Linked DNA regions of Homo sapiens: region 2 is linked to region 1. The links are chromatin contacts, found by Hi-C in ENCODE. All regions are on one chromosome and are shown on one strand. Each heading gives the region's core, a stretch centred on a gene start or an enhancer-like site at or near the end of the contact. The rest is flanking DNA. Distances are from core to core; before and after follow the strand shown.

What was found. A loop is a pair of places that touch in the nucleus more often than their neighbours do. Pooled maps may share reads with other maps.
Region 2: a loop to region 1 is called in a map of B cell, with 15 times the contacts of the local background. The contact joins the promoter of BASP1-AS1 here to the enhancer-like site in region 1. A Hi-C loop is called at or near these places in 1 of 168 maps with a recorded cell type or tissue (B cell), 1 of 37 single-sample maps with no recorded cell type and 2 of 50 pooled maps.

The regions. Positions count from the first base shown.
Region 1 is chr5:10,631,336-10,634,089 of GRCh38, forward strand. The region is part of intron 2 of ANKRD33B (ankyrin repeat domain 33B); the gene reads left to right. Among named protein-coding and RNA genes, the nearest start is that of ANKRD33B, 69 kb to the left of the region's middle. RefSeq lists enhancers at 40-179, 167-909, 210-289, 340-419, 590-1,249 and 1 more and a silencer at 2,430-2,519. Within about 2 kb of position 1,321, at least 10 of the 41 ENCODE cell types and tissues checked have a DNase peak (open chromatin) inside an H3K27ac peak, as active enhancers do; they include B cell, where a contact is called at or near this core.
Region 2 is chr5:17,216,000-17,218,753 of GRCh38, forward strand. BASP1-AS1 (BASP1 antisense RNA 1) reads right to left here and starts at 1,423. Exons shown (of 3, transcript NR_027253.1): 1 at 78-1,423. It overlaps BASP1 (brain abundant membrane attached signal protein 1), which reads left to right and starts at 1,632. Exons shown (of 2, transcript NM_006317.5): 1 at 1,632-1,811. RefSeq lists silencers at 1,428-1,907, 2,398-2,717 and an enhancer at 2,752-2,754.

The sequences.
Region 1 (2,754 bases), core at 71-2,570:
CTGATAAATATTCCACAGCAGTGGGCAGGGAGTGGCTGTCAAGCACAGGAGGGGAGGAGCAGGGATAAGCCTCCTTCAGCAAGAGGAGAATCCCCTGCGTTTTCAATAGGAAAAGTGAACTGAGGATTGACGAGGTTCATAAACTTGGAAAGAAGAGCTTTCTTCTCATAAAGGGTTGCAGCCTGCAGGGTGGCTATTGTGGCAGGGAAGCAGCGCCTCTGGCCAGAAGCCAGAAACAGACCCTTCCAGGGGCAGAAGAACAAGACAGAAGAACAATGCATGCTGAAGGAGGTGGCTCAATACACATATTCCATAAGCTATGGGAGAAGCATTGAATATCGATGAGAGGAGAAACACGCAAGTGTGCAATCGAGCTCCGTGCCTCTCCCTGGGACCTGTGTTCAAAAAGCAACAGCGTTAGCATGATCTGAGGGTGGAGTTTTCAGGCCCTGACCTCAAAAGGTGAAGCAGAGGACATGAAAACCCTCACTGCGCGTCCTCTGTGGACCTGCCGGACGCACTCCAAAGCCATGGCCAGTGTCTCTCATGAGGACGGAATGCTGGTCGGTTGTTTCATCCAAATTGCAGAACGGCGGGGCAGCATCAGGCGGTTGGTTTATATCAGTGGAGGAGTCTTTAGAACGGGCTGGTTTCTGTTTAGACTTAGGAAAGAAAGCCTCACGGTTAGCAAGGAATGGGTATAACGAGGCGCATTGCCCTTCCATCCTGTCATAGCCAGGACTCAGTTTTCAAGGGTTCTCTGGGGTCCCCTTGGGCAGGAGGGGGTCGGTTCAGTCCGTTGGATGGCTCAGGATTTCACTTTTCCTTCTCGGAGGCCCGTGAATGTGGGCAGCGTGGGGGGCGATGGGGGAAAGCCGAGGGACTTCCCTTCTGGTGGTTTCTGTTCCCTCTATGAACTTGAAGATGAGTCATCCAGGAGAGGGGTTTGCGTGAGGTCGGTGACTTCCATGTGAAAAATTTAACATTTTCCCCATGGGGCCTGGGGAAGAGTCAACCGGGAAGCACAGGAGCACTGCTGGGGCAGGCTGAGAAGCCGGTCGGGCCCGGGTGGCGTGGGTGTCCACCTCTTTGTGTCCCCCAACGAAGGCACCTTCGCATCCATGCAGAGCGGAACCAGGGGTGTGGCGGGGCCAGGCGTCATTTCCAGCTTTCCTCTTTTGCATACCACAGACCTGTCCATCCACTCATTTAGGAGCTCTCTGAATCAAGCACTCCTCTCCCTCCTCCTGCCCGGGGTTGGGGGCTGGGCTCCATCTCTGCCTCCTGAATGCTCCCGTGGCTTCCTGGTGAGCTCCCCACCACTGGGAGAGCCTCAGGTCCAGGGTGGAGAGGCCCCACACCAGGCCGCACAGCCAGCTGTGAATCATGGTCCTGACCTTGCACTCTTTTTGAACGGCTCTATGCTAGTTTCCCCTTTTTTATTTTTATTTTTATTTATGTATTTATTTTGAGACAGTGTCTTGCTCTGTTGCCCAGGCTGGAGTACAGTGGCATGATCTCTGCTCACTGCAACCTCCTCCTCCTGGTTTCAAGTGATTCTCCTGCCTCAGCCTCCCGAGTAGCTGGGATTACAGGCACCCGCCACCACTCCCAGCTAATTTTTCTATTTTTAGTAGAGATGGGGTTTCCCCATGTTGGCCAGGCTGGTCTTGAACTCCTGACCTCAGGTGATCCACCCCCCTCAGCCTCCCAAAGTGCTAGGATTACAGGCGTGAGCCACCATGCCCAGCCAGTTCTCCTCTTTTTTTTTTTTTTTTTCTTTTTGAGATGGGGTCTTGCTCTGTCACCAGGCTGGAGTGCAGTGATGCAATCTTGGCTCACCGCAACCTCCACCTCCTGGGTTCAAGCAATTCTCCTGCCTCAGCCTCCGGAGTAACTGGGACTACAGGTGCACGCCACCACGCCCAGCTAATTTTTATATTTTTAGTAGAGATGGGGTTTCACCATGTTGGCCAGGACGGTGTGATCTCTTGGCCACGTGATCCACCCGCCTCGGCCTCCCAGAGTGCTGGGATTACAGGCGTGCGCCACTGCGCCAAGCCTATCTCCTCTTTTTTTAAAATAAACTTTTGATTTGAGAATAGTTTATGTTTACAGAGAAACCACAAACACTGTACAGAGAATGCCTGTGTGCCTCACACTGGTTCCCTCTGTTGTTAAGATCTGACGTCCGTGACGCGCTGAACACAATGAATGGACGCGTGTCAATTCACCATTATTAACTGAAGTCCGTTCTTTATTCGGATTTCCTCAGCGTTTCCCGGATTTCCTTTTTCTGTTGCAGGATCGCATGTGGCATTTAGCACTCATGGCTCCTCAGGCTCCTCTTGGCTGTGAGCTTCTCAGACTTCTCTTGTTTTTCATGACCTCGACAGTTTTGAGGAGGACTGGTCAGGTACATTGCAGAATGTTCCTTAATTTGGACGTGCCTGATGCTTTTCTTGTGATGAGACTGGAGTTATGAGTTTTTGGAGGAAGACGCCCGATAAAGGGCTGATGGGCCTTGGTCACCTGGCTGAGGTCATGTTAGCAGATTTCTCCACTGTGAGGTTCTCTCCCTCCTCCCCCGTTTCCGTGTAATAGTCTTTCACAGGAAGTCAGTGCACGCAGCCCGCGGGTTAAGGAGGGGGGAACACGTTCTAGCCCCTTGAGAGTGGAGTGCCTGCCTGGATTATTCAGAATTTTTCTTCCAGATTTTTCTATTCTGCTGGGCACCTTTTACACACAGATTGT
Region 2 (2,754 bases), core at 173-2,672, 6.6 Mb after region 1:
TGCCACTTTGCTTAATTCAAATATGTACGTTAAAGTTACGATAAGTTAATTTTCCTGTTAAGTGAAAATGCACTTACCTTTACCCAGTTGAATACAGATGTACTTGCCTTTGACGTCTGCCTCCCTAAGTATGGTTACAGTTTGTCACTCCGGTTCTGGAGGGCCACCCTGTCCCTGAATTCACGCCCAGGTCCTGAGGGCAGAACCATCCTGAGGACAACCTGCAGCTCCATCGATTTTTTCTTGGCTGGGACGCAGGCGAGCATGAAAGCGATCCAAACACAGCCAGAGGGCGCCAAAATGCCGCAAATAAAAGTTCCAAAGGCGTCAACTGGCTTTTGCGGGAAGGTAAAATTGGCTTTTGTGTAATCAAAGAGCTACCGTTGTCAACGATGTCACGTTACGTTATTTTTGTATGTCCCTCTTGCCAACAGGTAAGCAAAGTGAACGCATCTTCCTACCCCGGTGGCTATTCTGTGTCCCGGTGCTAAACCAAGTGTCCGCCCCCTTAGGGCACCCGGACAAGCCGCGGTTGGCCCTAGCTTTGACTCGAGCGCTCGCAAGCAGCAGCGTGCGGGCTGCCTCGGCCAACCCCGTCTTCTCAATATTGGTGGCCTCCATTAAAGCACAGACATCAAAAACATCGACGGCCCCTTTCCCCTCTTCTCTTCCCTCCTTCCTCTCCCAAGTTCCGAGAGCATCCTCCGAGGGGCGACGTCTCTCGCCCCACCAGCTGGACCTCGGCGACCGCGCCTCCCCCGAAGCTGCAGCCTTCGGGGCTGAGCCCCGCGGGTGCGGGTGCAGGTGCGGAGCCGCCCAAGGTGCGCAACTCGTTTGCAGCGGCGCAGCCCAGACGCGCCTGCAGCTGGGGCTCACCCCAACCTCGCTGCCAGCCGAGGTAGCGGAATCGTAGTCGACGTCGGGAGCGGGCTGGACTGGGGTCTGAGAAGGGTAGCTGGTGCCAGGGGGTGTCATTCATCACCTCGAGGCAGCTCCCTAAGTCTGAGCGAGAGCCCGAGCACTTCTTATCCAACGGTTCCAAATAAATGAGGGGGAGAGAGAGAGAGAGAGTGAGAGAGAGAGAGAGAGAGAGAGAGTGAGTGAGAGAGTGAGAGAGTGGGAGAAGTCCACGGACAGCCCAGGCGGCGCGGCGGGGGAAGGGGGACGCAGGAATGGAGGAGAGGAGAGGGGAGGCGGAGGGGGGATCTGAATAGAGGGCATTTAGGAAACGTTGGCGGGGCACAGAGTTGGGAGGTGGGGGGAAGGGAGGAACCAGGATGGCGGATAGGAGAGAAATGGGGGTGACTGTGCTGGAGGGGAGGGGAGGTGGGGGCCCAGAGCTGGGGGGAGTCAAGGGGAGGCGGGCGTGTCCAGGCTGGAGGGGAGAGGGGAGGGTCTGCGCCGGAGGAGGGGAGGGGAGCAGAGGGAGTGCAGGGGGTGGGGAGATGGAGCTGGAGGGGGTGGAGGGGAGACGGGCGGGGCGCCGGGCTGGAGGGAGGGGAGAGAGGCGGGCGGGGAGCGCGGGAGGAGGGAGGCTGGGCGGGCGGACGCGCGGGGGGAGGGCACTGGGCAGGAAGGGGAGGGGGAGCGAGCGCGAGAAATGCAGAGGCTGCAGCGGCGGCGGCGGCGGCAGTAGCGGCAGCGGCGACGACGGCGGCGGCAGCGCTCCAACTGGCTCCTCGCTCCGGGCTCCGCCGTCGAGCCGGGAGAGAGCCTCCGCCAGCGGCCAGGCACCAGCCAGACGACGCCAGCGACCCCGGCCTCTCGGCGGCACCGCGCTAACTCAGGGGCTGCATAGGCACCCAGAGCCGGTAAGGAGGCGCGCCCGGTGGCCCCGCGCCGCCGCGGACCCGGGGGCCTCCGTCCCCCACCGCGCCGCGCCCCGCCCCGCAGCCCCCGGGCTCTCCCTTCATGCAGCGGGCAGCAGGGATGTGGGCCCGGATTGGACGGCAAGGGCCTGGGGTCCCTCTGTGAGGGCTCCGTCGCACTTCGGGGATCCCGGGTGATGGGGGGCCCAGAAGTGGGAGGCTTCAGCCGCTCGCATGGTGGAGGGGTGAGGGGGGCGGCGAGGTTGGTAAACGGAGCTGGGGGGAGGGGGCTGTCGGGGAGAGGAGCTGCGGGTGACGGGAGGAATTGCCGAATGCGAAACCCCCTCAGTGCGTTGAGTCCCGGGGAGACGGTTCTGTGGGCTGAAGGGAGCGCTTCCGTCATCGGAGCCCTTACCAGCCTGGGAGAAAGCGCTCGGGGCGAGGGGCGCAGCAGCCAAAGATGGAGGGTGGGGGTGGGGTGGGGCGGGAGTCCGGGGAGAAAGAAGATGGGGAATCTGGCCCGATCAGAAGGAAGTGGGTGGCTTTTTGCTTTGGCAAACGGGTTTTCTCGACCCATGGGACTCCTGGATCTTGGTTCTGGGGCCAAGGAATACGAGGTTCACACGGCGACGTGCACTCAGAAGCACCTCCCGAGCAGATCGGAGCCCCAGCCTCGTCAGTGGCGGAATTGCCTTCCTACGAACCCGTGGGCTGCCTCGGAGCAGTTTGTTTTTTCGAGCCTTTGGTTCCAAGAATGCGCCAGGCGCCTCCGCCCTGGGTCCCGGCCCCGGCCCGGGCCCGGGGGGTGTGGGCTTGAACCTGACAGCGCGCGGCCCTAACTGGGCTCAGCCCCGCTGGGAGCGTAGGGTTGGGGTTGAGCAGCTTTTGCCCAAAGCGCTAAAGCTGAAACCCGGCGCCCGGTTCCTGCTCCCCCCGCCCCCGTCCC